Linked DNA regions of Homo sapiens: all the other regions are linked to region 5. A link is a loop called in an ENCODE intact Hi-C map of the cell type or tissue named here. Cell type or tissue: heart right ventricle. All regions are shown on one strand. Each heading gives the region's core, and the rest is flanking DNA. Links, peaks and the distances in the headings are about the cores only.

What was found. Peaks named below come from ENCODE experiments on the same cell type or tissue, not always from the same donor. Only the 100,000 strongest peaks of a DNase experiment are listed, where the experiment ranks them.
Region 1: a loop joins it to region 5, with 2.6 times the contacts of the local background. A loop is called at or near these places in 46 of 110 quality-filtered maps.
Region 2: it touches region 5 in a loop (8-fold over the local background); 47 of 110 quality-filtered maps call a loop at or near these places.
Region 3: a loop joins it to region 5, with 2.1 times the contacts of the local background. A loop is called at or near these places in 35 of 110 quality-filtered maps.
Region 4: a loop joins it to region 5, with 2.8 times the contacts of the local background. A loop is called at or near these places in 33 of 110 quality-filtered maps.
Region 6: it touches region 5 in a loop (18-fold over the local background); 54 of 110 quality-filtered maps call a loop at or near these places.
Region 7: a loop joins it to region 5, with 11 times the contacts of the local background. A loop is called at or near these places in 103 of 110 quality-filtered maps.

What each region holds. Positions count from the first base shown.
Region 1 is chr9:691,192-695,731 of GRCh38, forward strand. The region is part of intron 2 of KANK1 (KN motif and ankyrin repeat domains 1); the gene reads left to right. Among named protein-coding and RNA genes, the nearest start is that of KANK1-AS1, 7.9 kb to the left of the region's middle. In heart right ventricle, for the core only: no CTCF peak of the experiment used is centred there; DNase peaks (open chromatin) are centred at 2,480 and 3,541; H3K4me3 peaks cover 2,420 bases; H3K27ac peaks cover 4,000 bases.
Region 2 is chr9:1,006,725-1,011,264 of GRCh38, forward strand. It overlaps the pseudogene H3P29. Among named protein-coding and RNA genes, the nearest start is that of DMRT3, 32 kb to the left of the region's middle. RefSeq lists a silencer at 2,474-2,673. In heart right ventricle, for the core only: a CTCF peak has its summit at 2,560 (motif pointing left); a DNase peak (open chromatin) is centred at 2,567; H3K27me3 peaks cover 2,833 bases.
Region 3 is chr9:704,484-709,023 of GRCh38, forward strand. All of the region lies in intron 2 of KANK1 (KN motif and ankyrin repeat domains 1), which reads left to right. LOC107987042 (phosphatidylinositol 4,5-bisphosphate 5-phosphatase A-like) reads right to left here. Exons shown (of 1, transcript XM_017015393.3): 1 at 2,425-4,540. The coding sequence starts at 3,842. The coding sequence ends at 2,940. Among named protein-coding and RNA genes, the nearest start is that of KANK1-AS1, 21 kb to the left of the region's middle. In heart right ventricle, for the core only: no CTCF peak of the experiment used is centred there; a DNase peak (open chromatin) is centred at 2,628; H3K4me3 peaks cover 1,685 bases; H3K27ac peaks cover 2,683 bases.
Region 4 is chr9:384,477-388,476 of GRCh38, forward strand. It overlaps DOCK8 (dedicator of cytokinesis 8), which reads left to right. Exons shown (of 48, transcript NM_203447.4): 23 at 1,855-1,950. Among named protein-coding and RNA genes, the nearest start is that of DOCK8-AS2, 84 kb to the right of the region's middle. In heart right ventricle, for the core only: a CTCF peak has its summit at 1,521; a DNase peak (open chromatin) is centred at 1,525.
Region 5 is chr9:611,932-616,471 of GRCh38, forward strand. The region is part of intron 1 of KANK1 (KN motif and ankyrin repeat domains 1); the gene reads left to right. Among named protein-coding and RNA genes, the nearest start is that of KANK1-AS1, 71 kb to the right of the region's middle. In heart right ventricle, for the core only: a CTCF peak has its summit at 2,052; a DNase peak (open chromatin) is centred at 2,120; H3K27ac peaks cover 3,143 bases.
Region 6 is chr9:804,836-809,375 of GRCh38, forward strand. It overlaps LOC105375949 (a long non-coding RNA gene), which reads right to left. Exons shown (of 2, transcript XR_929411.1): 2 at 401-584. Among named protein-coding and RNA genes, the nearest start is that of DMRT1, 35 kb to the right of the region's middle. In heart right ventricle, for the core only: a CTCF peak has its summit at 1,920 (motif pointing left); no DNase peak of the experiment used is centred there; H3K27me3 peaks cover 366 bases.
Region 7 is chr9:762,052-766,591 of GRCh38, forward strand. No RefSeq gene overlaps it. Among named protein-coding and RNA genes, the nearest start is that of DMRT1, 77 kb to the right of the region's middle. In heart right ventricle, for the core only: CTCF peaks have their summits at 2,152 and 2,351; a DNase peak (open chromatin) is centred at 2,176; H3K4me3 peaks cover 586 bases.

The DNA.
Region 1 (4,540 bases), core at 298-4,297, 79 kb after region 5:
GGCAAACACCCATAGGGTCAGATACAAGCTACTTTAGCAAAATGATTGACTTTGACTGCTTTATGTAATCTAAACTCTTACCAGAACACAATATTTATGAATGTAGCAGATTTTTTTTTTTGCAGGATCAAGAAACACTACATTCAGTACTTTATTCGTTTAACTTTTAAGAACAAGTCTTTTGATAGTTTTAAAATTGTATGTGTGTGTGTGTATATATATATATATTTATTTATTATTATTTTTTTTAATAGAGACAAGGTCTCACTATTTTGCTTAGGCTGGTCTCAAACTCCTGAGCTCAAGTGATCCTCCTGCCTTGGCCTCCCAAAGTGCTAGGATTGCGGGCATGAGCCACTGCACCCAGCCGATATTAAATCTTAGTTTGGAATATAATAATGTAACTAAATAATACCAGAATTTTTTTTTTTTTTTTTTTGAGACCAGAGTCTCACTCTGTCACCCAGGCTGGAGTACAGTAGCATGATCATAGCTCACTGCAGCCTCAACCTCCCAGGCTCAAGTAATCCTCCCAGTCTCAGCTCCCGAGAAACTGAGACTACAGGGGCAAGCCAGCACACCTAGCTAATTTTTTTTTTTTTTTTGGTAGAGACAGAGTGTCACTGTGTCATCCAGGCTGGTCTCAAACTCCTGGGCTCAAGTAATCCTCCTTCCTCAGCTTGCCAAAGAATTGGGATTACACGCATGAGCCACCATGCCCCCCAAAAAGGGTTCTTTTAAATGCCTTCTTCACCTTTGTCTAAGTACATTGGGTAAATGTGGCACTAGTTGAACAAGATTTACTGAATTTTATCACAGGGCAGGCAGGCAAAGCCAGTTCTAAACAATAAAACAGAGATCAACAAAGATGACGGATGACTCTAAATAGCCTGTTTTGTAAAATTCAAAACGGGACAGCTGTGTAGAGAGAGGCACAGTTTTATAAGAATTCACTGGACCTGCCTAGTTTGGCTCATCTTGGTGCCTGCACATGCCCTGCCTTATTCCATTTACTTTCCTTCTGTCTCATCTCCTACTGGTGACCACAGTTACTGATGGGAGACCTTAAAGGTGATTATCTTTGAGACACATACTTTCCTGTGTGAAGACACAAAGATTAAACTCTATAAGACCATGGCACTTATTTGGGCTTGGGGCTTGGTTTATACCAAATAAACCAACAGATTAAAAAATAACAAACTAAAAACAAAGTTTCAAGTGCCAGGTATTTTGAAATAGCAGATCCAAATAATTTCATATTACTTTACACAACAAGACCTCCATTAGTAAGAGATTTGGGTTAGATTTTTTCTTCCTTTTTTTTTTTTTTACTTTAAACTTTATTGAGCTGTTTTACATACCATAGAATTCACCCATTTTAAGTGTATGGTTTGATAAGTTTTAGTATATGTGGACAGTTGTATATCCACAATCCAGTTTTAGAACATACCCATAACACTAAAAATTCTCTTGAGGTTTATGTTATCATTTACTTTTGACAGAAATGTTTTCTTCTGCTTTTGAAAAAAAAAAAAATTCTGGGCCATGTGTGGTGGTTCATGCCTGTAATCCCAGCACTTTGGGAAGCCAAAGCTGGAGGACTTCTTGAGCTCAGGCATTCGAGCCCAACCTGGGCAACATAGTAAGACCCCATCACTACAAGAAAAATACAGAAATTAGCTGAGCATGGTGTCGTGCTACTCTGGAGGCTGAGGTGGGAGGATCACATGAGCCCAGGAGGTTGAGGCTACAGTGAGCTGTGATTGCACCGCTGTACTCCAGCCTAAGTGACAGAGTGATACACTATCTCAAAAAAGAACTTTTTTTTTTTTTAGGTAATGAATTTAAATCATTAGGGGAACATACCATTCTTACTAACTTTTTGAAACAAAAACAAAGGTTGCTCGAAGATGTTATGAATAAAATGTTTAAGAGTATGAGGGTACAGAGCAAGGGAAGGAGGCTTGGGCCTATGGTTTACGAATGGTGATTGTTTTTAGCCTTCTAATTATATGTTGCATTAAATAAGAAGAAACCAAAAAGGAACCACTTGCCTCCATTCCAGCCTCGGTTCAGCATAAAACTCAATCATTTCCTTCACAAGCCAGCTGCTGTGCTATAGCTCAAATTGTAACAGAGAGCCTTTCTCTGCAGTGGAGGGTTAGGGAAAGAGGGAGTAAGTCAGCACAAACAATGAGGAAACATTTGCTGCCTTTCTGATTTCTTCCTAGAATTAACAGGCTTACAGCTGCATTTCTAGGTCAGCATTTCATATGCCTGAAGAGTATGAGGATAGTTTGAAAAATCAGAAGGAAGATGAGAGAGGGCTTTGCCTCTTTTTTAAGATCTTGCTAGCAGTTTTGTTTGTTGGTAATTTTTGCTGTCTCACTGACGCCAAGAGTCCTGGAATTAAACCCCGTGGCCAGCAGGCTGTTAGTTCGTCAGGAAATTCCAAATGGGTATAAATAAATTCTCTGCAACAGCTCCTGGGCTCTTTGCCTGCTAATGTGTGGAGTCCCTTTAATGCTGAGGGAAGTTTGCCTGAGACCTGGCTTCCTGCTCGCTGAAAATCACAGTTATTTTGTTTCTGGGTGGGTAAGTAAGAATGCCCACAAAAGAAAGAGAGGAGGAGAGCATGATGTTTGGGTGGGGGTTGGTGAAATATAAACTCGAGCTCTGTGTGTTGTGAAAAAGATTTGCTTTTACTTCAAGCTAGAAAGAATAACCCAGTACTTGATTTTTGGTCCAGTGAAAATTTCAGCTTTACCTATGGCTTTAACATAAAGATGTCATTGTTGCAGGAGTGAATGGTTGTACATATATATATGCTAAGATTTGAGTTTTTGAGTTTAAGGTTTAGTTCAATTCAATAATTTCCTTTTTTGTTGCTAAATCCATCTTTGGGTATTTGTTTTCAGCTCTGTTTTTCCAATAGGGAGTTGCTCAATATTCATTAAAGCTGGCTTCTTGTATAAACACTATAAAACAAAATAAGGACAGGGATTCATACAAATACTAGCTTTCCACTACCACCCCACCTCCCCCTGGCCAAAAAACTGTAATGTTTTGTTAGAAAAGCCTGTTTTATCCCTAAGTTAGCCAGTGCTCCTTTTCTGCTTTTCACAGAATTACTCTCTGAACTGGCACATTTCTTTTTTACGCTTAGAACAGCATGTTACTTTTGAAGAAAGTTTGGAAAATAACAGTCCAAGCTCATTCTCTTCTGTGCATGCATGATTGATTTGGGCTGTATTTCAGCAACAACTTTTAAAATGAGACAGTGGACATTAGAGAGCAGCATAGTTGGGGTTGCACTTAGGAGCCCATGGCATTTTGGCTGTTTTGAGACAGATTTGGGGTAAAGAGTTGCTGCATCTTGTAGTTGGCACTGAACACTGGAGAAGAGGGCCACTGTATAAACCGCAAGGCCCCTGTTACCATCACATGCCTCCCTAGCACAATGTGCCCTTTATTAAGACAGGCCGTTCCACTACTGAGAATAGTAACCCTTTCCGCTGTCTTCCCCTCACTCTTACGTGCAGCCTGGCTTCTGGCCTCTTAACCCATGCCCAGAGTAGAATTGGCAATACCCAGGAGGGACACTGCACTGGGGATTGTTAGGTCATGCCAGTTAGGATGCAGCTGGAAAGGTGCTGCTGAGTGGGACGTGCAGAGGGGAAGACTGCAGGCTCTGTCTGCCTGAGCTCATCTGGTCTGACACCTGCCGTGATTCATTTTTCTTCATGCCATGTTAAGAAATTTTGTATCAAGTCTAGTCGACAGTTACTCATAGCCTGGAAGCAACTTTGGAAATCAGAGTTCCACTGACCCCCCTCATTTTAAGGGTATGAATCACATCACTGCATTGTATGATTCCAGGGCTCTCTTGCCCATGGCTCGTGCATGAACTAGGAAGTGATCATAGTTCCTGTTCTTGTTTTATGAAAACAATAGTATACCTTCCCCCAACCTAGGCAGGCCATTCAGGACGACTACCCTGGAGGTGCTCTGGGTGGCTTAAAGCACCGTCTTTGCACAGTGTGTTAGAGAGCACTGTGCCCTGAGGACTTCGGGAGAGCTGCAGAATGAGTGTTCAGAATAATCGGCACTCACCTTTGCCCTCATGTTGTGAGATGGAGATATTTTAACCTGGCCATAATATGCTTTAAAAGTTGGGGGGTGTTTGTCTGCTTTTGCTTTTATTTCCTTCCTGTGCTGGACTGGGACTCCCCCTTATCTAACTGGTACATACCACTCTGCCCAAGCAGTGCGTGTGCACACACACATCCCCTACAGCTCCCTGCTGGCATCTCCTTCATACACTCTTAAGAAGAAGAAACCAATGTAGAACTCAAGATTTTAGCAGACTTACTTGGTCTTGAACAAGTATCACAAATACCTTAAACCCTGACTTCGTGGGGGGGGGGGCAAGGTATAGAGGAGGAAGGGTTCTGGATCCTCTCTGGGGGGCCAGGGTTGTGTTCTTCTCCAGACAACAGAGGGTGATCCAGTACCACTAGTAGTGACAATAGAACCCACC
Region 2 (4,540 bases), core at 241-4,240, 390 kb after region 5:
GGGTTCAAGTGATTCTCCTGCCTCAGACTCCCGAGTGGAATTACAGGCACGCGCCACCACGCCCGGCTCATTTGTGTATTTTTAGTAGAGATGGCGTTTCGCCATGTTGGCCAGGCTGATCTTGAACTCCTGACCTCAGGTGATCCACCTGCCTTGGCCTCCCAAAGTGCTGGGATTATAGGCGTGAGCCACTGCACCCAGCGGGGATTTTCTAATTCTACCATTGCTTCCACATATTAGTTGGAGTTTTTTCTGTATATAAAGAAAACTAGAGTTATTTTGTCACCTTGGAATAGTTTATATCATTGTTAAAGTGGCCAATGGCTTCCTCAGGTTTCTTGTTTTTTAAGTAGTCTATCCTTCTCCAGTTGAGGAAACAAAGAACAGCATATTATGTTCAGGCCATGGAATTAGCCTAGGAAAGAAATAGCCTTTTTTTTTTAGCTTTCCTTATTACCATAGAATATTTAGCCCCAGATGTGTGTGAAATGTCATAATTACTAATCGATCCTTTCTACTTGCAGGCCTTACCCTTTGTCCCTGCCTTTGGTCTTTTCCTCAGGGTCTGTCTCCTCGAATCAGCAAAAGCATTGAGTTGTAATAAAGCATGTAGGCTGAAATATCATCACTGAAATCTCAGCACATTCCTTTCGCCCCAAAGCCAAACACCACTTAGTTGGATGATATTTGGATAATATGTTGCAATGACTCTCAGTTGTGTACACTTTAGTAAGAATTAATGCAACCAGCTTGCTTTCCATTTCACAGATTAGGTTGATGCGGGAGAGACAGGCCTGGAAAGGAAGTAGCAAAAAGAGGGCGTTGAATCACCAGGTGCAGGGCCCTTTCTAGATGGTTGTGGAGGCAGCTGTTGTTTTTTCAGCTAGTAGAAGCAGCTGACAGCATTTCATGCTAAGAAGAGATACTAGGAAGAAGGAAGAAGGGAAATAAAGATGTTCTGGGAACTTTTAGCTGCTAAAGAATGGGTTAGATACCCGATTATGGGCACCTGAAATCCCCATTCTTCCCCTACCACACCGTATCTCTGTAAGATATTTTTGCTGCAAGTCACACAATACTGGACTGAGAAAGGCCACTGTCTAGACATGTGCGTTTCTGAATAAATACCGACTGGGTGGTAGTGTAGCACAGTGGTTAAGTTCATAGGCTTTGGAGACAGATCTAACTGGGTTCAAGTCCTGGCTTCATCATTTGGGTTAGAGGCTTTAATGTCTTCAGCCCTCAATTTCCCCACCTGTAAAATGGGGATAATAACAAGGCCACAAGGCTACTGTGAAGATTAAGTGGACTTGAAGCCTTTACCACATTTCCTTTCATATAAGCCTTCAATATATAATAACTTTGAAAAAGTGAAAACAAAAAATGGAAAAGATTTTTTACTTCAAAAGAGGATTCCACCAGTTGGTAGAAAAAGATTTTATTTTCACTAATCCAGTGGGCACAAAGACTCCTCCAGGTATCCTTCTGTCATGCGAACAGGAGTGACCTGGTCAGCCACCGACAGCTGGATGCCCCTTAGACATTGCTAGGTTGTTCTGAATGTCAAAGATTTCTGGCCTGATGCGGAGGAAAGGGAACTCTTATATACTTTGGTGGAAATGTAAATTATTGGTACAGCCATTATGTAAAACAGTATGGAGATTTCTCAAGAAACTAAAAATAGAACTAACATATGATTCACCAATTCCACTGCTGGGTATTTATCCAAAGGTTAGGAAATCAGTATGTTGAAAGGATACATATACCCTCTTGTTTATTGCAGCATTGTTCACAATAGCAAACATGGAATCAACCTAAATACCCATCAATGGATGAATACATAAGGAAAATATGGTACATATGCACAATGTAATACTATTTGGCCATAAAAAAGAGTGAAATCATGTCAGTGGCAGCAACATGGATGGAACTGAAGGTCATCATGTTAAGTGAAATAAACCAAGTACAGAAAGACAAATGTCAAATGTTCTCACTCATATGTGGGAGCTAGAAACGCTGACCTCATGGAGATAGAGAGTAGTAGAATGACAGACACTAGAAGCTGGGAAGGGTGTGTAGTGGGAGATGGGGGTAAAGAGAGGTTGGTTAATGGGTACAAACACACAATTAGAAGAAATAAGTTCTAATGTTCGACAGCAGAGTAGGATGACCAGAGTTGACAACAAGGTATTGTATATTTCAAAAAAAAAAGCTAGAAGAGAGGACTTGAAGTGTTTGCAATACGTATAAATGATATTCGAGGTGATGGATACGATAAATAACCTGACTTGATCATTACACAGTCTATGCATGTAACCAAAGATACGCGTGTCTCATAAATATGTGCAAATATTTGCGTATCAATAAAAAATAAATATTTTAAAATGGAAAAAAGAAAGGCTCTGGCCTGATGAAAAGCATCTTGTAGCAGCCCTGATCTTTCACTTCCATCATTTTCGTTCTACGGATCTAAGCATCGTGTCCTAAAGCGGGGCTGAAACAAGCCTCACCAGCACCGGGCGGACACTCTGTGCTCCTCGAGCCAATGGCGCCATCTAGTGGTGCTGTTGCGCTAACACAGCCTGGCCCTGGGCCCAGGTTTTGTGGCCACTCTCAGAGTTACCCTGAGTGTTCACAAGAATAAGCTTCAGCGACGTCTTCTTGTCTTTCACGCTTACTAAAGTGCAGTCGGCTGCCTGGGCTCCCATCAGCTCCTCAGAAGGTGGGAACATTGCTCACTGTTCCTCTCTTTCTGGCTCTGCCTCACTCCTGTGCCTCTCACTGTGGCATGTGGGTGACATGCTGGGACATGCTGGTGATGCCATTTCTCTGCGTGGTCCCATTTATCCTTTGGAGAACTGATGACAAATGATAGGTACCTAGGCAAAAATCATATGTCCTGTTCTGAAGTAGGATTTAAGGGGATGTTTCTGTCTTTTCCATGCCCTTCCTGGAACCCTAAGAATTTGTGAATGTCCAGTAGCTATAATTAGAAGTGGCTAGCTTCAGGGTCCAATGTGTGATTGGCTCTTACTCTATGATGACCCGACCTCACTCCACAAAAGTCCCAGAAAATTTCCAAAAAGTAGTCTCTGTACATCGCCTTCCGTGCTTTAGACAGGACATCTGCCACACTGAGTCTGAGGACACGGGGCACTAAGCGTACCCAGGCAAGATCATTAGCTGAGTTAGCTCTAAAAGCTCGCTACCAAGTGTGGTCTAAGGAGTAGCAGCAGTACCATCACTGAGAGCTGGCTAGAAGGCAGACTCTGGAGCCACGCTGTAGACATACTGATTCAGAATCTGAAGTTTAGCTAGACCCTAGAGATTGGCGCACTCACTAACATTTGAAAAGCACCGAACTGTGGCAGTGACTCTCAACTTTGGCATCACAATAGAACGACCCAGAGGGCTTCTAAAGATCTGGATACCTGGCCCTCGCTCCAGACTGATTCTAATCTCTGGGGGTGGGAAGTGGTGTGGTGGTAGGACAAACATTGAGAAAGAGGTTGACCATTTAGAGCAGGACCATTCAATTACCCAGAGCTGGATTTTACCACAGTGAGGGTACAGGAAGTTGGCCTATAGCTCCTTCCTGAAGATCTCACAAAAGGAACAAAAAGTGCCAAAACTCAGCAAAAACTCTCCAGTAGTAAACAAATTAGGTTAAGAGGCACAAATTCTTGTTAGAAACTTTAAAACATGGTGGCCAAGAAAATAATCGAAGCTTCTAGTGTAGACCACACAGGTACCTACCAATCCCATCCTACCTGCCTGGAGTGATTCAAGAAAAGGAGGCTGGTGATGAAATTCTGAGAATTCTCACTAATATCCACCGATGTAAAGAAAAGAAAACCTACGGAGTAAATAGGCAGCCTGTGGGAAAGGTTAAGAGTATTGTGATTTTTTTCCCCCAAGACAGAGGTCTCACTCTGTCTCCTGGGCTGGAGTGCAGTAGCATGATCACAGTTCACTGAAGCCCTGAACTCTTGGGCTCAAGTGACCCTCCTGTCTCAGCTGCCCGAGTAGCTGGGATTACAGGGCAGGCTACCACACCTGGCTAATTCTTAAAACAATTTCTCATAGAGATGGGGTGTTGCTATGTTGCCCAGGCTGGTTTCGAGCTCCTGGCCTCAAGTGATGCTCCTGCTTCTGCGCCCCCAAAGTGTTGGGGTCACAGGCTTGAGCCACCACACCCAACCTGAAAAATTGTGTTCTAACAAGCCCTCCTGGTAGTCCTGATGCTCACTAACATTTGAAAACTGCCGATGTTAAACGGTCTCCAAATTGTGTTCGCAGCCACCACTAGCTTGCTGAGCTCCAGCTGAGGAAGGTGGGTAGGGAAGGAAGTTTCTATACTGTGGCTCCTACCATGCTGACTGCCCACAAATCAACTGGGGGTAAAGCACCTAGGAAGCAGCTGGTTACAAATGCTGCTCACAAGAGTGGGCCTCATATTGGAGGGCTAAAGAAACCTCATCGTTACTGGCCTAGCACTGTGCCACTCCATGAAATTAGATGGTCTCAGAAGTCCACTGAA
Region 3 (4,540 bases), core at 294-4,293, 93 kb after region 5:
GGGGTATACTACATGACACTTCTGCTTACAGACTTTTATTTGCCCCTATTAGTGTGGAAGGAGGGGATAATGCATACTAAAGAACATCAAGCTGTCTTTGCCATGGCCACCCCTATTCATTCACCTCCCAAGTGAACTTTCTCATTTTATTGCAGTCAATTCCATTTGCCTTCCAAACAGAGACTTCTTGTAATATATTTTAAGACAAATGCCCAGGCCAGGTATAGTGGCTTACACCTGTAATTCCAGCATGTTGAGAGGCTGAGGTGGGAGGATTGCTTGAGGCCAGGAGTTCAAGACCAGCCTGAGCAAAATAGCAAGAACTCATCTCTATTAAAAATAATTTTAAAAAATTAAAATTAGCCAGGCGTGGTGCTACATACCTATAGTTCCCAGCTACTCAGGAAGCTGAGGCGGGAGGATCACTTGAGCCCAGGAGATAGAGACTATAGTGAGCCATGATCGCACCACGTCACTCCAGCCTGGGCAACAGAGTCGGACCCTGTCTCAAAAAAAAAAAAAAAAAAAAAAAAAGAGCAATACCCACGTGTTGTAAAAATTATAAAATATAAAGAATAAAAATCATCTATAATTCCACAACCTAAAGATAACAACTGAAACAATATCATGGAAGAAATGTCCTTAACACTAATATTTAACGAACAACTTCTGTCTTCAGAGCATCAAGATGTTTTTCAAAGTTTATTATCTTATTCTGTTGGCCAGGCACAGTGGCTCACAGCTGTAATCCCAGCACTTTGGGAGGCCGAGGCAGGCAGATTACCTGAGGTCAGGAGTTTGAGACCAGCCTGGCCAACATAGTGAAACCCCATCTCTACTAAAAATACAAAAAGTAGCTGGGCGTGGTGGCACACGCCTGTAATCCCAGCTCCTCGGGAGGACGAGGCAGGAGAATCCCTTGAACCAGGGAGGTGGAGGTTGCAGTGAGCCAAGATGGCGCCACTGCACTCTAGCAAGTTTATTATGTTATACTATATATTCAGTTATTTATTCCTTCAGTAAACGTTGTCAGACATCTCCTTTCTTCCCAGCATGTTGATAATTGGTGTGTGGTTGGGAGAGGAAGCAATGAAAAAAAAAATGTATATTTTTTTTGGGGGGGTGGGGGCGGAGATGAAGTTTTGCTCTTGTTGCCCAGGCTGGAGTGCAATGTGTGTGATCTTGGCTCACTGCAACCTTCACCTCCCAGGTTCAAGCGATTCTCCTGCCTCAGCCTCCCAAGTAGCTGGGATTACAGGTGCCCGCCACTATGCTTGGGTAATTTTTTATATTTTTAGTGGAGATGGGGTTTCACCATGTTGGCCAGGTTGGTCTCGAGCTCCTGACCTTCAAGTGATCCACCCTCCTCGGTCTCCCAAAGTGCTGGGATTACAGGCATGAGCCAGCGTGCTCTCCAAAAAAAATTTTTTTTAATTAAGTTTTTTGCTCTCTGGGTGCTTATAGTCTGGTACAAAAGACAAAAAAGTGTTTTCGTCTTGTTAAAGTTGGGAAATAAATCAGGGACTCATAAGTGCCTAATTTATGTTGATGTATGTAAACATACACTAGAAAACAGGATATTAAAAAAATAATGACACCGGGTAGTTTTATTGTAGAATAATTTTTACCATGGACAATTGTTTGTGAAAATGACACCTTGAAAACACATCTTACTTTTTTACTTGCTGGAGAATGAAACTTGAATTACAAGTCCTTTGGGTAGCCTGGTTTGAGCAGTATTAGGAAATAAGCAAGCCTAACTTAGTTAAATTCTAACCTCTTCTGATTCCCAGAAGTCCAAAGTTCATTTGGGGGTAATACAACGTGATACATGCTTTTTGTGATTTCTACAAGGTGAACTAAAGAAATAACTAAAGATGGACCAGTTAGGTTTTGGTAAAAACTGTGATAAGTTTTGTTGTGTTTTAAATACTGATGTTGAGTCAGTTCATCTTTCCTACTGAAAATCCTTAAGTGGGAAAAGTATAGAAAAAGTAGGAGTTACACCAAAATATTAACGCTTGCCACTTGATGGTAGGATCTGAGTGCCCTTTTTTTACGTTCTTTAAATTATCTGTATGTGGCTTTTTTTTTTTTTTAATGTTTTACAAGCATGTACTACTTTCGTATCTGGAAAAAGGTTTGTTTTTCTTTCATTTTTTAAGAAGAACTTTTCATCAGTGGCAAAGGCTCAGTTGAAATTAATGATAAAGGATAACTACTTGCCACGTGTCATAAGCCCAGGGCTGAGAAGAGTCAGGCAGTGCTCTGGAACCAGTGAGTGCTGCCCGGATCCTGAGAACCCGCAGAGAACAGTGGGGCTGATTGTGCCTCTGCACCTCCTCAGGTGACCGAGGGCTGGGCAGGAGGACACAGACTCTTTCATGAAGCAGTGACTAGTATAGGAAAAACAGAGCCTCTCTGTAGAGATGCTTAAAGTGCTAGCTTTATTTAAAAATCAGCTGGCAAAGCGGGAGTGAAGAACACACATTTTCAGAAGATACCGGTTTCCTGTTTTCATTAAGAAAACAGGGAATGCGGAACAGCTGAGTGCGGCGGGGGTGGTGTCACTGCAGCCGGAGGGAGACCTCGCCGGTGAAAGCTCAGCCTATGGCATCCGAGCGTGGCCGGCCAAGTTTACACGAATGTTGAAACTTCTCCTCACGGGGTGAGGATCGAGGGCGCCCGAGGCCGGGTCCGGCTGAGCTGGAGCGAGCTGTGCGGGGCAGCGCGGGCTGGCGGGGAGCGCGGCGGGCGCCACGTGGTAGGTGAGCTGCGAGCGGCGTGGGGCGGCCACCGCTGGCCGAATTCCGGGGGGCCTGGGCGAGGGGGGCCGGCCGGGAAGGTGCGCACTGCTGGGCCGCTTCACTCCACCGCAGGCCTACGGGAGTCCAGCTTAGACCCGCCGGCTCCCACACACACATCCCGGGAGGCCCGGATCAGCCTGCCTGACAGCCAAGCTGCAGCTTCTCTCCTGTTAATGGAGTTTCAGACAGTCCTGGAGACAGGTCTGGCTGCTGCAGCTTCTCTCCTGTTAATGGAGTTTCAGACAGTCCTGGAGACAGGTCTGGCTGCTGCAGCTTCTCTCCTGTTAATGGAGTTTCAGACATTCCTGGAGACAGGTCTGGCTGCTGCAGCTTCTCTCCTGTTAATGGAGTTTCAGACAGTCCTGGAGACAGGTCTGGCTGCTGCAGCTTCTCTCCTGTTAATGGAGTTTCAGACAGTCCTGGAGACAGGTCTGGCTGCTGCAGCTTCTCTCCTGTTAATGGAGTTTCAGACATTCCTGGAGACAGGTCTGGCTGCTGCAGCTTCTCTCCTGTTAATGGAGTTTCAGACAGTCCTGGAGACAGGTCTGGCTGCTGCAGCTTCTCTCCTGTTAATGGAGTTTCAGACAGTCCTGGAGACAGGTCTGGCTGCTGCAGCTTCTCTCCTGTTAATGGAGTTTCAGACAGTCCTGGAGACAGGTCTGGCTGCTGCAGCTTCTCTCCTGTTAATGGAGTTTCAGACATTCCTGGAGACAGGTCTGGCTGCTGCAGCTTCTCTCCTGTTAATGGAGTTTCAGACAGTCCTGGAGACAGGTCTGGCTGCTGCAGCTTCTCTCCTGTTAATGGAGTTTCAGACAGTCCTGGAGACAGGTCTGGCTGCTGCAGCTTCTCTCCTGTTAATGGAATTTCAGACAGTCCTGGAGACAGGTCTGGCTGCTGCAGCTTCTCTCCTGTTAATGGAATTTCAGACAGTCCTGGAGACAGGTCTGGCTGCTGCAGCTTCTCTCCTGTTAATGGAATTTCAGACAGTACTGGAGACAGGTCTGGCTGCATATTTTGAGTGATCACCTTCTCCATGTGGAGATGAAAGTTAAAAGGGAAAGAGAGAAGGACAGCTACGTTCTTTTAACACGAGCACAAGTTTCCAGGCACAGCCCTCCCGACCAGCCCTCCCATTCTTAGGCTAGAGCATGACTGCTGCTGGGCACTTCTTTCACATAGAATTCACTTCCCACACGTGTTAGAATCGAACAGCTAGAGCAATTTAATATTGTTTTAAATTGGGACGTAAGGAATATACGTCCTTTTTATTCCTCTGCTTGGCAATCTTATTTTTGTACTTTCTTTCCAACATTTGGGAAGAAAGCGGGCAGATGGAAGCAGAAGTGTTCTTCACAGCATTCACACTGTCGGGTGTAAATGTTCGGCAGTGCTGGGGGTTGGGAGGGCAGACAGCAACCAGGTTTGCTGGAAGTTACTTCAAACTGGACAGCAGTCAAGTGGGTTTGTATACTCAGGAGAGGGCAGGGAGACTGATGGCTTACATTTTCACTCATTGCTTTTGAGTTCTTTCCATAGCTCTAAAAATGCGCAGCTTATTAGCGTGGCTCTGGGAAAACAACACATGACCTGATCCTACAATTTAAAAAAATAAAAATGACCTTGCTTTTAAGTTTGAAATGCATAGCCCAGGTCAGCGACAAGGTCTGCGCTTTGAAAGGTTCTTGTGTTTCCTCTTTTAAATGTCTGGTTTAGCCTTAAGTAGTATTTACTGA
Region 4 (4,000 bases), core at 1-4,000, 230 kb before region 5:
GCCAGGGTTTGGGGCTGGGCGCCAATACTGCCCCGCTGTGTGGCCATGGGAAAGTCATGTAACTGTGCTGGGCCTCATGTCCTCATCTCTGCAGAGGTCCTGGTCCCTGAATGAACTTAAGAACCATCTACCCTGGGTCTTTTAAAAACACTGGATTTGGCCGGGCACCGTGGCTCATGCCAGTAATCCCAGCACTTTCGGAGGCTGAGGCGGGCAGATCACGAGGTCAGGAGATCGAGACCATCCTGGCTAACACGGTGAAACCCCGTCTCTACTAAAAATACAAAAAATTAGCCGGGCGTGGTGGCGGGCGCCTGTAATCCCAGCTACTCAGGAGGCTGAGGCAGGAGAATGGCGTGAACCCGGGAGGCGGAGCTTGCAGTAAGCCAAGATCGTGCCACCGCACTCCAGCCTGGGCAGCAGAGCGAGACTACGTCTAAAAAAATAAAAATAAATAAAAAATAAATGAAAAAACCACTGGATTCACCCCCTGAGATGCTGATGATCTGTAGTTTGAGCCATCAGGAATTATTCGTATTCTATCCTTTTTGACTTACAAAAATCAGTTCAGGGATGTGCTGGAGTGAGCTCATACCTGTTCCCAAAAGCTGATTGCTTAGTTTTCCAGAATTTTTTGAGCCAGTTTTGAAACAGACATTGTTAAAATTAAATCGTATAAACTTAAAATTAAATAAGTTATATTAAAAACAAAGGTAATCTGAATGCAATGTGGTATGCTAGATTGTATCCTGGAACAGAAATAGGACATGAGTGCAAAAACTGGTGAAATCCGAGTCGTTCGTGTTTAGTTAATAGTAACATATCAATGTTAGTTTCTTAGTTTTGACAAATGTACCTTACTATAAAAGATATTAAGAGAAATGCAATGAAAGTCATATAAGAAATACTACCTTTGTAACTTCTCTGTAAATCTAATAATAACTATACAACTTATACTTCAAAATTAAAAGTTCACTTTAAAAAGGTAAACCTAGTCCCTTCCTAATAATTTCACTATATGCTACAATATCTAAGTTCTTCCTTCTTTACGTTTACTGTGTCTGTGTGATGGAAATATTATATAATGGTTTGCTACCACACTGCATTTCTATGACATCGTGTTGGTAGATTGAAATCAGTTATGATGAAAGTATTTGTGGCACAAAAATTGGCAAATGCTACAAATTACCCCTACCCCCCTGACAACTGGTTGTTAAACATTTGCCAGCACAACACAACTCAGCCTCATATTGAAAGCCCCTTTCAGTAATACCACTTTCTGATCACCCAGGAAAGAAGTGGTCTGCAGCTATTACTGACAGCCTTGATCTTTCTATTTTTCTTTAATAAAATGAAAATATTAAATTTTTATGTGGACAGGGTTAGCAATTTTCGAATTATTTTGTTGCATGGGGAGAAAATGTCTGATAGAGCATGAGCACTCCACTTCCCTTCAGAGGTAGTTTTTGACAATGTATTGGTGTTTAGGAGACAGCGTGGTGCAGTACCGTACTAAACCACAGAGAGACACTGTTCCCACACATTTTTTCCTGGCGTCCCCTGAAGTCACAGACTCCTAGAAGGGACTACTCAGCAGCCCAGATTCTTAAATAGTTTTTAACTGTAGGTTGCTACACACAAACTATTAACGGGTGTTGTCTCAAGAGCAAGTAAAATTAGGTATAACTTCACTGTCTTTGCTTTGTTTTATATTTACTTATGGCAATTGTTTTACCTTTGTAACCAGGAAAAAAAATATGTATAAAAAAATGAATTCTGAGGTTGTGATTTCCAGATGTCTGGCTTACCTTTCCATGGTTGGTTGACTGTTAAGCCATGGTTTGTGTATTTTAGATCGCCGATCGCAACTGCAGCCGAATGTCTTACTATTGCTCTGGCAGTAGTGATGCTCCAAGTTCACCTGCAGCCCCAAGGCCAGCCAGCAAAAAGGTACTGAAGAGAGCAATGTGAGGTTCATCCCAGGATAAGAACAGAAGGATTTCCTCATGCCCTCACACTGTGCTTGGGAATAGTCAAAGTGCTCCCCTGCCTGTCCCTGATGTGCTAACACACACACACCCCACACACACTTTTGCAGCCCTGTCCTTTACGCCACATTTGACCACCTAATTGCCCATTAACTCAGTGTTTCTCCCACTTTCTCATGCATCAGAATTACCTGGAAGCCTTGTTAAAACTCATCGCTGGACCCTACCTCCTGAGTTTCTGATTCAATAGATCTGAGCTGGAGGCTCAAGAATTTGCATTTCTAACAAGTTCCCAGCTGATGCTGGTCCAGGGACCACATTTTGAGAACCACTGCATTGGCCTCCTTTTAGTAGAGGGAAAGCTGGGCACAAGTCATCCTTGACAAAAGTGAATGGCAATAATTAGGTATCATTTGTTTCAATACCATATAAACTAATATGAAATGCTTCCTCATAATTCTTCACAATCAGCCTTACCTATGAGTTCAGAAACTTTAAAAGCTGTTAAACTGCTTACCAGGATTTTTAAAGCAACAAAATTCCCCAATCATAGTCCCAGCCTATGTGGTCTGAGGGATGGAGGGAAAAAAAACTGTCTGCCCTAATTTCCTCTCTTCTAGGCACTCAAGAATCTCACCATTATAGTAGCTACTTAAGTTTTTAATGTCTTTGAAGACCTGTATTAAAATGTAAATATGGCAGGGCACAGTGGTTCATACCTGTATTCCCAGCACTTTCGGAGGCCGAGGTGGGTGGATCACCTGAGGTCAGGAGTTCAAGATAAGCCTGGCCAACATGGTGAAACCCCCTCCTACTAAAGATACAAAAACTAGCCGGGCATGATGGCAGGCACCTGTAATCTCAGCTACTCAGGAGGCTGAGGCAGGAGAATCACTTGAACACGGGAGGCAGAGGCTGCAGTGAGCTGAGATCGTGCCACTGCACTCCAGCCTGGGCGACAGAATGAGACTCCATTTCAAAAAAAAAAAAAAAGAAAAAAAGGGTAAATATGCTTATTGCAAAGGATAACACAGGAAGCCATTTGCAAGAGCTGACATCACAGGGAAATGTTTATTAAACAGGCAAGGAGGGAATGAGCCTCCCCAAGTCTCCCTTTGGACTGGATGAGGGAAAGACCAAGTGTGGGAGGGCCGGGGCCTGGTGCTGTGCACTTTGCAGTATTCCAGGCACCATATGTCTAGTGAGAGGTACCAGGATTTAACTATAAAAGGAAAAGTGAAAAAAGATATGGTTAGGCTAAAAACAAATTAGTCCACTTGCTCTAAAATTTAATATTAGGCTATCACAGGCCCTATGCAGTGACTGGTTATAGGTATTATACCATTTTCCTTTCTTAAAAACCATTATTTGCCTACAGCCTGACTTCTTTAACCCATGTCCTGTTTGGTTTCGCAGTTGCCATGTTTTGACTTGAAATGACCAGAATAGAGACATTTTATTTCAAAGGGAAGTTTGGCCAATATGTTTCCTTAATACCTTAGCAGACAGAGTTTTGCTGCTTGGCTATTTTATATAACCTCCAGAGCAAGGTGTTCTTGTAATAATGCTGCCCAGAAAGCAGCATGAATTACTTTAAGAAGCAGCTTATCCTTGTCTAATCTCTTCTTGCCATAAGACCCTGGCAGACAAACTGACCTATTTTCTAGAGGCGACCTTTGAAGCTGGGGGAGCATGTCTTTCCTACAATGAGAAGATCAAGGTGTAGTCCAGTTATAATATGTGCACAGTTAGACCACCTGCTAGACTAAAACTCAACCCCACGCCTCTCTCAAGTGAGACAGCTTCACTTCAGACTCACAACAGCAAACAAATGTGTTAACGCATATTAAAATTATTAAGGTTTGACTAACCTCACAAAACGAAGTGAAACCAGTCGATAAGCTGAAACACCTAAGCATTCTCCATTCCTCACCACTAACCCGCCTGGGATCTAATTGGTTAAAATACCCAAGCATGTATACAGAGATTTTCCTTTTGTCATCTTTTAGTTT
Region 5 (4,540 bases), core at 283-4,282:
ATGGTCTCGATCTCCTGACCTTGTGATCCGCCAGTCTCGGCCTCCCAGGGTGCTGGGATTACAGGCGTGAGCCACCGCGCCCGGCCGACCATCTAACTCTTATGTGCCCTTGCCTGTACATATAAAAGTACATTTAAAAATAGGATTGGCTTTCATTTGCATAATGAACACACATATTACCCATAGTACCTCCCACACAAAGCCACCTATGCCTCTTAAATTGCACTTTGTTAATAGGAAACTATCTGTTGTTTTGTGCTTTTGGCAGCTGTAGAGAAAATACACAAAGCCAGGTGTTGTGGCTCTTGGGTAAGACTGAGAATGTGATTTTTGCAATCTGTGTTTTTTTAATAGCCAGTTATTGGAGATAAGAAAGAGAAATTCAGTACAAAGTCTAAGATGTCCCAGTGATGCACTCTGACTGGGTGTCATTATCTCAACAGGAATGAATGTAGTTCAACAGTATGTAGGCCCGGTTTCTTAGACATGATGTCTGCTGAAATGGTGATAAGGTATCCCACATTATCGGTGTTTTTTTGAAGACAGCCTTTAGGGTTTCAGTGTCATCATCTTTATGCCTTTTGCTAAAACAGTTTATGTTCTGCCTTTTAGTAAGCCTTTATGTTAAAAACGTTTCATATTAAAAAAAGTTATCATTTGGAATACATAGGTCAACTATCTAGGAATGGGACAAAGTACAGAAACAATGAGACAGGATTTGTGGGATGAGAAATTAAAAAAGCAGTCCCTTCAGCTGAAGAAGCTGCTTAGAAATTTAAGCCGGACATCTCAGGCGGCCATACTGGAATGGAATGTGGAAAAGGTAGCAGTTATATGTGAGCAATACCTTTGACTGTGACACTCTTTCGAACCCCAGTTTAGACCAGCAGCAGCTCTCCTAATGGGGAGTCAAGAAGTAGTAAGAGACCCTAAGAGTCATATAAGACACAAATCACCTTTGCCTGTGATATTTGCCATACATATGCCTATGGTTACATGCAGAGGATCCCAACAGGAGCATCATACACACAGCAAATAACACTAATGTGTTTTATTTATATGTACCAAATTAAAGGGGCATACAAAATAAAATTTTTAAATGAGTGGGTGAAGATATTGGGACAGAAGGAAGATATCAAGAGGAGGAAATATGGAGTAAAGATAGAGGTAGCATGTACTGTAAAAGATCTTGTAAGTAGACCAGAATAGGCCAGTAATTTGGCTCCATGCTTCCTAGCAGCCAAGGCAAAGAAGTAATTGTGACCAGATACATAGTTCACAGCATCTTTAAGATTCAGTAAGCTAGCAACTCAAGAAAAGCACAAGTAGTCACCATATAGGGACAAGTGGACCATGCTGTGAACAGCACACTAGATAGCAAGTACAGCTGTAACAATCGTTGCTGGAGATAGAGCAGAGCTTCAGTCCTTTATGACAAGCTTGTCCAACCCATGGCCCACAGGCTGCATGTGGCCCAGGACAGCTTTGAATGCAGCCCAACACAAATTTGTAAACTTCTTAAAACATGAGATTTTTTTAAAGCTCATAAGCTATCATTAGTGTTAGTGTATTTTATTTGTGGCCCAAGACAATTCTTCTAGTGTGGCCCAGGGAAGCCAAAACGTTGGACTCCCCTGCTGTATGGAAAATCGAATTTGTTTACATTCTCCTGTTGTATTCATTTTTGAAATTTTGCTAATTCCTAAAAGGAATCCACAGAGAGCAAACTCTCTATTACTAACTTTTTTCCTCTTCTCAATGTAAATTAAGTAGTATTTCAAATGAGATTAAAAACAGGATACTTCTTGAACTTTACTTTAAAAATACAGGTTCATGAGCCCCTTAAGTTTTGTGACTTTCTGTTGTAAAAAAGACTGTATTCACTAGATGGCAGTGTCACCAGCCTTTTGGGAAGTTAAATATGAGTGTGACTGTCCTAAGTACTAAACATGGGTAAAAGTAGGAAGACCATTTAACTGAGCATAAAGGATCTCATTTCTGCGCCCTACAGGAAAGAGTAGTTCTCCTTTTTCTCCTCCCCTCTTATTTGAGGCCGGGAAGAAGGCGCTGTGCATAGCGCTCCAAGCATCTCTGGGTGGCACTGGAGGGCCATTTTTCACAAGGAGCAAGTCGGCCAGCAGAGTGCTCAGTTCTTGGTCATGCCAGTGGCTGCAGGGTTTCCAGCCACTTGTCCTTGCTTCTTTGTTTCTGAACTTTCAGTCCGGGGCAGGAGTTACTGACAAGAGTTCACAAACCAGCTGTGAGATAATGGTGTATTGATAAGGTACAAAAGTGTGTTTAGCAGATGGGGATAATTTTTCGACCCTCAGTGTTTGTTTAAATTGTTTCTAGCATGAAAGCAATATGATCTCTCTCAGGAAATGAGATTGTTTTCTCTATTCAGGTAATAGGATCTTTTACCCATTTCCATCTTTGAGGAGTGATTATATACTTCTGCAGTTTTTTTAAATGAAAAAGATTTATTTTTAAATCATACTGGCATAAAGTTAATGGTATTTTGTTAAATTTTAGGATTTTTACAGCATATCTTGGCTGACACTGATCTTGGTCCTATCCTAGTGGCAATCTCTTAACAGTTGTGCTGCTGGTGTTATGAGTAGGACAGTTCCTCATTGTGTGGGACTGTCTCGTGTGCGGCAGGGTATTCTGCATTCCTGGCCCTTGCCCACTAAATGCCGGAAGTGCCCCTCAGACATGACTGCCCAGTAACACTCCCATGCATTTCCGTGTGCCTCCTGGGGTGGGGCCAGTACTCTCTAGTGTTGAAAACTGCTGGGCTAGAGATTTTGGTGTAGGTTGTGGGCCTTGTGGATTTAGTGAACATGATCTTTTAAAGAAATGTATATAAATGTACTTTATATTTTTAAAAAATCACTACAGCCCATCACCTTAAACTTCTGCTCATTCATATTTATATATGTATTCTGATTGTGATTACTCCTACATACAATTCTTAATATAGTACAAAATTGTACATATATAATTTTATGGTACCCATCCCCCCCCTGCCCTTTTTTTGAGACAGGGTCTCAGGCTGGAGTGCAGTGATGCAATCATGGCTCACTGCAGCCTCCGTTTCCTGGGCCCAAGCAATTCTCTTACTCAGCCTTCCGAGTAGCTGGTACCAAAGGTGTGCGCCACCATACCCAGCTAATTTTTAATTTTTTGTAGAGGGTCTCCCTGTGTTGCCCAGACTGGTCCTGAACTCCTGGCCTCAAGCAAGTCCTCCTGCATTGGCCTTCCAAAGTGCTGGGATTATAGTCTTGAGCTACCGCGCCTGGCATAGTATCATCTTTTTGATACCAACATACTATAAATATATTTTATTGCATTTTATTTGAAACTGTTAATAGACACATAATTTGCTGATGAATTGTATTCTTTGCTCTTTTAGTCCATCTGGCATCATATGCTCTTCCTTTTTGCTAGAATTCCCTCTTTTTTTCTTTCTACAGAAGTATCACTGGGTGGGAGAAAGCCTTACCTGTGATGGTTTGAGTACCCACATTTTAAAATTATGCTAGTTAAGAAGAGGGGGAATAATGTTGTTTCTTTTCTCTTTTTCTTATCAAATAGACTAAAAAGGCTACTCAAGGGCTGGAATTTGATTCCCACTTGTTCTTGTGGTACCTAGCACAGAGTCAGTCCCATAGTATATCCTTTAGGTAAAGACTTAATTAATTGGTGTGCTTTCAGTTTATTTTCCCTGGTTGGTCTTTGCATTTGTCCAGTTAACACCAGCTTCTGGATATTAGATCACCATAAAGTCCAAGACATGAAGAACAAATGTTATATATTCTCTTTGACATTTAAAGACAGAAGATAGTGGTAGAGGAGATCCCAAGTGATACCTAACCTAGCTAAAGACCCATGAGGAATGAAAGAACGAACAGGGAAAACAACTGCTGAATCCAGGTGGAAAAATGCTGGCCTACTTCTGGTCCTTGGTATGCCAGGATCCAAAGGTGGTGCCAGCTGATAGCATATGTTCAACAGCTGTGTTGATGCCATTTGCCTGCCCAGACAAGCCTCTTGAGGCATGAAAGCCTAAGGAAGGTTTCTCATATTAAGGATCAACAGGGACTCTTCTGTATCCGTCCTACCAGTGTCACCTCCCCACCCAGCATCAGCCGAGCACCACATCCACTGAAGCTCAATAAAGAAATGTTTAATGCTGAAGAGTTTCAATCAACAAGATGAAATTTTCAGGTTTAGGTAAACTTAGGAACTGGCTTGGGTTACTAGACTTCCAAATTTTATCCGGTCCTACCTTATTGCATGACATAACCGTGAGGACTAAAGTGAAGGCTTTTCAGCAGTCACTTCAGTGAGTCCTCAGCATTTAGGTGATACTGTATCAACTCGTGTCTGAAGCAACTTGGATTTAAGATAGTAGATCTTGTGCTGATTATTAGAATGGACATCCTGAACACCACTTAAATTACCATCAAACTGCATAGCCAGATCTTTAATTTACGAAACCTCTATTTTGTCACTTCTCCAAGCTGTCATTTAAGCT
Region 6 (4,540 bases), core at 357-4,356, 190 kb after region 5:
CTGAGGCAGGAGAATTGCTTGAACCTGGGAGGCAGAGGTTGCAGTGAGCCAAGATCACGCCACTGCACTCCAGCCTGGGCAACAAATCGAGACAAAATCTCAAAACAAACAAAAAAAAAAAAAAGAAGAAAAGAAAAAGAAAATATGCAAAGGAAAAGAAAGGCAATAGCTGCTCCAAATAAGACATGTTTTAGACAAATGCTCATGTGTATGGGCAAAACACTCAAGGACTGTATTTGTGACTAACTGTATAACAGGTAATTTTAGTTTCTGCTCTGTGGAAAGTGAAGAGCATTCCAACAAAGGGTTTTAATGTAGTTTTTTTTTTTTTTTGCACCCATGCTGTTGATTGCTAAATGTAATACTCTGATGATGATGCTGAATAAATGTCTTTTTGAAAAATGTGCTGTGTAAAGTTAGTCTATTCTGAAGCCATCTTGGTAAATTTCCCCAACAGTGTGAAGTTAGAATTCCTTCAGGGTGATGACAGGTTCTATTCGGAATTTATTTACAACGCGCTTGGGTGGAGATGCCATTGTCTTCAGAAATCTTGGTGTAGTGGATCTGATAGTTACTGTTGTGACCTGAAGTTCACCATTAAAAGGGATCAAGCAAAATCATGTGGTTATAAAAATGGTTGTTAGCACATCCTATGCAATGTATCTAAATTGAATAATGCTACCAGATAAAATTATAGATTGGAATGAAGCTTGTATCATCTATTATCATGTGTAATCAATAAGTGATTTAATTTTCTTAAAAAAAGAAAAAGGAAGGCAATACCTCAAATCGCTAGCATTTTCTACAAAGATACCTGAGTTAAGATTGTTTTTTTCTCTTTCTTAATATTTTTATATGCTTTCTATAATATTATTTCCCTCCCTCCCTTCCTTTTTCTTTTTTTTTTTTTTTTGACAGCATCTCACTCTGTTGCCTAGGCTGGAGTGCAGTGGGGTGATCTTGGCTCGCTGCAACATCCGCCTCCTGGGCTCAATCTGTTCTCCTACCTCAGCCTCCCAAGTAGCTGGGATTACAAGTGTAAGCCACCATGACAAGCTTGGGAGTATTTTAATTTTTAATCTACTTTCTAGAAAACAATATAACGAAAATTGGGTTTAGATGGTTCACCTCAACGTGAATCAGTCTTTCTTTAAATATGGTACTATGGTCTGAATGTCCTGCAAAATTCATGTGTTCAAACTTAATCACCAATATGATGTATTAAGAGGTGGCCTTAGGCCGGGCACGGTGGCTCACACTTGTAATCCCAGCACTTTGGGAGGCCAAGGCCGGCGGATTATCTGAGGACAGGAGTTCGAGACCAGCCTGGCTAACATGGTGAAACCCCATTTCTACTAAACATACAAAAAAATTAGCCAGGCATGGTGGCACATGCCTGTAATCCCAGCTACTCGGGAGGCTGAGGCTGGAGAATCACTTGAACCTGGGAGGCAGAGGTTGCAGTGAGCCGAGATTGCCCCATTGCACTCTGGCTTGAGGAACAAGAGTGAAACTCCATCACAAAAAAAAAAAAAAAAAGAGGTGAAGAGGTGGCCTTAGCACCTCGGGCATAGTGGCTCATGGCTGTAAATTACCCAGTCTGTGATATTTCGTTACAGCAGCACACATGGACTAAGACAATGGGCTCATACTTGCAAAGCAGTCAACCTTCTTTCTGGAGAGGTGCTTAGTTATTATATCAATTGTAAATAGTTTGCTTTGATCTAAAGGCAAATCTAATTGCATTAAATAAAGATCATATAAAACTGCTAACAACAGTGTTGGTGAAATGGGCAGCTTAAGGAAGGGAAGAAGAAAAAAAGAAATTCACCAAATCCAAAACAAAAAAAAACCCAAAAACCAAAACAAAAAAACGACAAATGGAACTCCAAATGAATGGGGTATTTATGCCACCTACTGGATTCTTGTTGCACTGCTTAGTTGTGCCCTAATTTCCAGGGTTCTTTCTTGTCCTCTGACAATCCACAAATCTACCAGTCTTTTTAATACCCAACTGGACTTCCTTCCTTCCTTAAAGTTCCAGAACTGTTAATTGATGTGTACTGGGCACATCTGCAAATCAACTCATTCTGCAAGTCCTTGCTCAAGGCTCCTCCTCTGCAAAACCCTACCTGACCCACTGAGGTGCAGGATCAACCCCTCCTTCGGCCAAGTCTTTCTCCTCAGTTGCCAGCTCACCTAACCTTGTGTCGTGAGGGCTGGTGTGTCTGTCTCCCGCTTAGCGTGTAAGTACCTAAGGGCACATTGCTTCTTCCTACCTGCTTTGTACCTGGAGTGTCATAAGGATGGTGTTAATTCAGTCAGACCTTGTTCAAGTGCTACAATTAATTCTATCCTCACAATCCTATGAGTAGAGATTATCATGCCTGTTTCACAGATAAGGAAACCAAGGCACAGAAGGGTTAAGGAACTTCACCAAAGTCACCAAGGTAGAAATGGCAGGGCAGTCTTCAGGCCAGGCAGTCCAGCTCCCTGTGTCCTTCGTTGCTATGCTCCCAGCCACTTGATGAAAACTGAGGTATCCTCTGTGTTTCATTTATGAAACTGGCCCTGTGTTCACCTGTCACAGACGGCCACCATCCTAGGCTGTAGCGCTGCCCTCCAGGTCCCCTGTGCCCTCTTCTCCACTCTGCTCTGTGTCCCAAAATCTGGCCTCTATGGACTGCATCAACAGGCCCCTTGTCCTCTAGCTTTAGTTTGCGTGTGGTCATAAAAGGTACCCTTAAAAGTAGGAGGGTAGGACAAGGGCAAGGAAGGAGTCTTTCTTTCCCTGGTTTTCTCCCTGCTGGGTGACCAGAGGTTGGCTGCAGGTCTCTGCTGAAGCCAAGGCCTCTGCCAGATGGCATTCTCCAAAGCTTCAGCCCCTTTCTTGGGTTCCTAGGACTATTCCTTGTCCCTTCAGGTGTCGGATGGTGGTGGCTCCCTTTGTTGCCATCCCCAGGGAGGCCTGTTGCTATCCCATGTTGGTTTCCCTTAACCTTCCTCAAACTTCTGTAAATTATCTCTTTATTAAATTCTCCTCCATTCCCCACCTAAGGGTACCACCCTCCTCCTGTCAGTAGCCTAACTCACATAGCCTCCAAATACTTTACCCACCTGCTGAAATTCCTCCCCCCTGCTCAAATCCCACCACTCAGTTTTTGGGAGTTACAGATATCCTTTGCTGAAAGGCAAATGCTAGGAATCCCAAGCCAATAATAACTATTTATCAGATTGCTTTCCAACCCTGATTCAGGAGGAATAAGTTTTATACTGGGTAATAGGAACAAGGGAGCAGGCCAGGAGTGGAAGAGAAGGGGAATGAGAGGTGAGATGGCCCCAAGGACAAAATTCGCATAGATACTAAGAACACTTCCAGAGGATGCTATCCTCTGCAGTGGCTGCAGCCTGGGAGCTGTGTGGGGAACAGAGATGAGTACGATTCACAGCTCTGCTACTTAAAAGTTGACAGCTGTTAACTTCTCAGAGCCTCTCTTAATTTATAAAAGGTGAACAACAGTAGTATATGCTTCATAGGGTTGTTCTGAGGATTAAACAAATAATGCAGGCAAAATGCTTACTGCAGTGACCATCCAAGCCAACATGGTGAAACCCTGTCTCTACTAAAAATACAAAAAAATTAGCTGGGCGTGGGCGTGGTGGCTTGTGCCTGTCGTCCCAGCTACTAGGGAGTCTGAGACAGAAGAATCGCTTGAACCGGGGAGCAGAGGTTGCAGTGAGCTGAGATTGTGCCACTGCACTCCAGCCTGGTGACAGAGAGATTCCGTCTCAAAAACAAACAAACAAACAAAATAACCATCACAATGACCATTTAGTTCCCATTTAGTACAATCCTTTACAGGTTATAAGATAATGCTGCTCTGCAACGTGTGTGTGTGTGTGTGTGTGTGTGTGTGTGTGGTGTGTGTGTGTGGTGTGTGTGGTGTGTGTGGTGTGTGTGTGTGGTGTGTGTGGTGTGTGTGTGTGGTGTGTGTGTGTGGTGTGTGTGGTGTGTGTGTGTGGTGTGTGGTGTGTGTGTGTCTGGTGTGTGTGGTGTGTGTGGTGTGTGTGTGTGGTGTGTGTGTGTGGTGTGTGTGGTGTGTGTGTGTGGTGTGTGCGGTGTGTGGTGTGTGTGTGTGTGGTGTGTGCGGTGTGTGGTGTATGTGTGGTGTGTGTGTGTGTGTGTGGTGTGTGGTGTGTGTGGTGTGTGTGTGGTGTGTGGTGTGTGTGTGTGGTGTGTGTGTGGTGTGTGTGTGGTGTGTGTGTGGTGTGTGTGTGGTATGTGTGTGGTGTGTGGTGTGTGTGTGTGTGTGTTTTCTTTGTTTCTCCTTTAGGCCATGAATTCTCAGAAGCTAAAACTGGTTCTTGGGGGGCCAAGAAATCCTAGATATTACAATGGTGTGTAGCCCTCCAAAGTCAAATTCCACCTGACAAATTCTTCTTCTTTAATATTTCTCTCACTAGGGAGAAATTAAATTATATATATGTTATAATTTCCTATTATGGAACTTAATTTGTTTAACTTTAATTAGTCTAAATT
Region 7 (4,540 bases), core at 303-4,302, 150 kb after region 5:
CCATCCCTCCAGGTGCGCTGTAGAACTTCCAAGACTCATTGCCATGAATATGTTAGCTAGGTGGTCGTCAAGTCTACAGGTTCTTCCTCCCCACAGCTCTTGGGTCCACCCTCTTCCACTGCTGCTAACACAGTTCAGGGCACCATCATTTCTTCTGGACTGCTGCAAGGTCATCAGAACTGGTCTCCCCAATGTCAGCCCTGCCGCTTTCAGTACAGTCATGTTATTCCCTGTTGAAAGCCACTCAATGGCTTCAGCTCGGTCTGGCATGATGAAGCTTCCTCCGTAATCTGGGTTCAGCTCCATCACACTCCTCCCACACCTCCAACTGAGCTAAACCAAAATGCCACAGGAGTTCCTGACCTTAAGCCCTTGTGTCACTCACTTTATTATTCATAGTTTGTCCCCAGTGTTGCAACCAAGAGCTGAGGCTCCTTGGGCTCTCTCATTTTTGAACATCAAATGCAGGTCTCCTTTGCCATGCAATGTGACTGTCTGATTCACAAGAGCATGGCCCTGCAAGTGTATGCCAGGTGGCCCTACCCACATCAGCAGATACATTGGCAGACAATCAGGATGGATCAGGACAATCTCTCTGAATACATCCATCCATTTGGAAGGAAGGCAATCAAGATGGAGATTAAAACCAGCTTAACATGGAACTAGAGAGGCAAAACAGCCTCCCTTGTGAGGTTCTGAGTTGTAGAGTAGGAAGGTGGCATGTCCTTGCCTCACTACCCCTTCGTTCCCATTCGGTGGCTGACAGCTTCTGTTTCTCATTTCTTATTAGACTAAAGCTTGACTCTTGCTCTGCTGTTTCTTTTCATTGATGAAGCTTAAATAACCAGTAATCACAGCATGCAAAATAGTGTGCACCAGACTTCATATAGTTAAAGTGAGAGTCTTCATTTTTGAAAATATGCTCCAGGCAACTTTGGAAAAAGCAGAATTACTTCCTCTTGTAGGCCACTGGACAGACCCTACTTCGTCCTAAAGTAAGGTGAAGGCCAAAAGACGGGCTTCCAGGGCCAACTACACTACACCTACCTTTTGCCTTAACTTTATTCACTTGTGGGCAACATCAAAAGATGAGCCTATTTTGGGGCCGGCCGCAGTGGCTCACGCCTGTAATCCCAGCACTTTGGAAGGCCGAGGCGGGTGGATCACGAGGTCAGGAGATCGAGACCATCCCGGCTAACACGGTGAAACCCCATCTCTACTAAAAATACAAAAAATTAGCCGGGCGTGGTGGCTCACGCTTGTAGTCCCAGCTACTCGGGAGGCTGAGGAAGGAGAATGGCGTGAACCCAGGAAGCGGAGCTTGCAGGGAGCCGAGATTGCACCAGCGCACTCCAGCTTGGGCGACAGAGCGATACCCCGTCTCAAAAATAAATAAATAAAAAATAAAAAATAAAAATGGAAAGAGAACTACTTCTTTCAAAAACTAGGTGGAGGTCGGACACAGTGGCTCACGCCCGTAATCATAGCACTTTGGGAGGCCAAGGCAGGCGGATCACTCGAGATCAGGAGTTCGAGACCAGCCTGGCCAACATGGCGAAACTCCCTCTCTACTGAAAATACAAAAAAAATGAGCTGGGCATGGTGGTGGGCGCCTGTAATCCCAGCTGTTCCGGAATCTGAGGCAGGAGAATCGCGTGAGCTGAGGAGGCAGAGGTTGCAGTAAGTGGAGAGGGCACCACTGCACTCCAGCCTGGGCGACAGAGTAAAATAAAAGTAATTTTAAAAACTAAGTGGAAATTAAATGAAATTTAATATTAAATGTTTCCAAATAAAACATTATAATTTATTAAAATCCTTTTTAAAAAACTTTAAAAATCTTTTTGAAAAAAACTTTCTAAAAAGCAATTTAAAGGGAATCTTTGCCTTTTACAGTATTGAGTCCACTGCTCTTTTCCTTTCCTCTTTCGTTCTTTAATTCCTTCATGTCTCGCAATAAAGGAAGAAACACGTACAGTTTGGGCATATATCTAGTTGCACATATCCTGGCCCTAGTGTAAAAGACCACAGGGTTTACAGGAGCGCGTAGCCTTTTCTTAATTTAAAAGAATACAGGACGCAGGAGAGAACCACACCCCGCAGACCCAGGCGTAGCGAGTTGTCTGCCCTGTGGCACTCTGTCACCTAGTGTCTGAATCTGCATATTGCACTCTCCTCGATATCCCTTGGTCTGCGAAGGATGAAGTTCCTTCCACCATACGGCCACCGCCATCACCATCACCTTACGACCAACCCCAATGCTCTGCAATGGAGAACAAGCGCCACCATGTTGCAGGGTTCCAGAAAGCAGCAGCTCTGGAACCAGACAGACCTAACTTAGACTCCTAGCTTCCCGTTTACCAGCCGAGACTTTGAGCAAGGGACTTTACCTTTTTAAGCCCTAGTTTCTACATCTATAGAATATGGATGGTAAAAATGCCTGTCTCTAGACTTGTAACCACTGAGCTTCTAGAAAGCCAAATGGGTATGATGTTATAAACATTAAATGAAATATCACAGATAAAGTGCCTGCAAAGCATAGATCAGGCTGGGTGCAGTGGCTCAGGCCTATAATCTCAGCACTTTGGGAGGCTGATGCAAGCAGATCACTTGAGGTCAGGAGTTCAAGACCAGCCTGGGCAACAGGGTGAAACCCCACGAGGACTAAATTATGTTTTTTTATCTTGCCCAAACTCCTATCTAAGGGGTCTGGGGCATCACGCCCTACAAATCACAAATTCTCATCAGATGGGTTTTAATTAGCCCTATATATTGTGACTTACTTTCCAAACTGACTCTGGCATAACATGAGACAAGGGAGAAAATCAAAATATTTTACCCCAAAACATGTTCGTCATATTTTGTAATGGCCCTGCAAAGCTGTTCTGTATAGGGGAAAATTTGCATCTGTAAAGAATCTATTAACACAGCTAGATCCTTTTCTTCCAGACCCTCCCAATCCTAAAGAGATTAACTAAGATCTAAATAAGAAACATTTGTCATCTGTTGTCTCTAAGGGCAGCACTATGAGACTTCAAAACAACTTAGGTCTCCACAATCTTTATCTTAACCTGAACATTCCTTTTCTATGAATCCCAGGTCTTCAGACAAACTCAACCAATTGTCAAAATACTTAAACTCACCTATAGCCTGGAAACCCGCGCCCCACCCTCTCAACCCTTTGACTTGCCCCCACCTTTCTGGACTAAACCAATGTAGTGCTCAAATGTATTTGATTGATGTCTCTTGCCTCCCTGAAATGTATAAAACCAAGCTGCACCCTGTCCACTTTGGGCACATGTTTTCAGGACCTCCTGGGGGCTGTGTCACTCATATTTGGCTCAGAATAAATGTCTTCAAATACTTTACAGAGTTTGACTCTTTTCGTCGACATGCTCTAAACCTTGCCTCAGTCTCTCCCTCTGCCTTATGCCCCTCAAATTCTTTCTTCTGAGGTGGCAAGCACTGAAGTTGCTGCAGACCCATACAGATTCGCTGCCAACATCCTGACCTGTCATTTTATGGGTAAGGAAACTAAACTACAAGGTCCTTAAATGGTCTCTCCACAGTATTAGCCAAACCTGAACAAGATCCCAGGTGTTCCGAATTCCCATCCAAAAGAAAAGGGGAAACCCAATCCCGTTTCCATCTCACCCAGGATCTATTGTCTTCCCAAAGCACTTTACTTTCTTTCCTGCCCAGCTGTTGAAATATCAAACTGTACTAAGATTTTGGCCATGATGGACTCTGTTCTCTGCACACTAAGACATTTATCTTCCTGGTCATCATAAATATTAATAAGTAATATTTGTTGCTGTTTACTGAGCAGTGTGTAAGCATCCATATTATTTAATGGAAGTTTTTCTAGCTGTGTTTTAAAGTTGCAGCATTTGAATGAATGAATGACTTCTGAGCCAAAGTGAGAAAAAACAAACAAGACACAAATGAGTTTTTTCTAAACTATTTTTCTCCCCGAAATTAGCTCTGCTACTTTGCACAAGTCTCCTTTCCTAAGATCCAGCTTCTCATCTGTTCAATGCGGATATGAACATCTACAAGTTTATGGTAAAGTTTAAAAGCACATTTGTCTGATACTAAGTAGCTAATAAACAATCGTTACTGTCATTACCCCAGTTGGCAATTTGAGCAGGGCTTCACAGGGAGTTTGGGTGACAGGCGATAAAGTAAAGGACATTATGGAAAGTCTGAAAGAATGTAATAAGGATAATATATTTTAGATGTATTTTTCTCTTTTATATTTTGTAAATGACTTTTCCCCTAGTAAGCCTAAGGTGATTCTTATGCCTCAGGGAGGTTTGAGACTATTATAGGAGGAATGTAAATAGAAAAAAAAAAAGATAGATCTAGTTTTTGATTTCCAATTTGAGTTCCTAGAAAAACTGAGGACTGGGGGTGGCTCCGGCAAGATGGCCAAATAGGAACAGCTCTGGTCTGCAGATCCCAGCAAGACAAATGCAGAAGGCGGATGATTTCTGCATTGCCAACTGAGGTACCCTGGCCATCTCATTAGGACTGGTTAGAC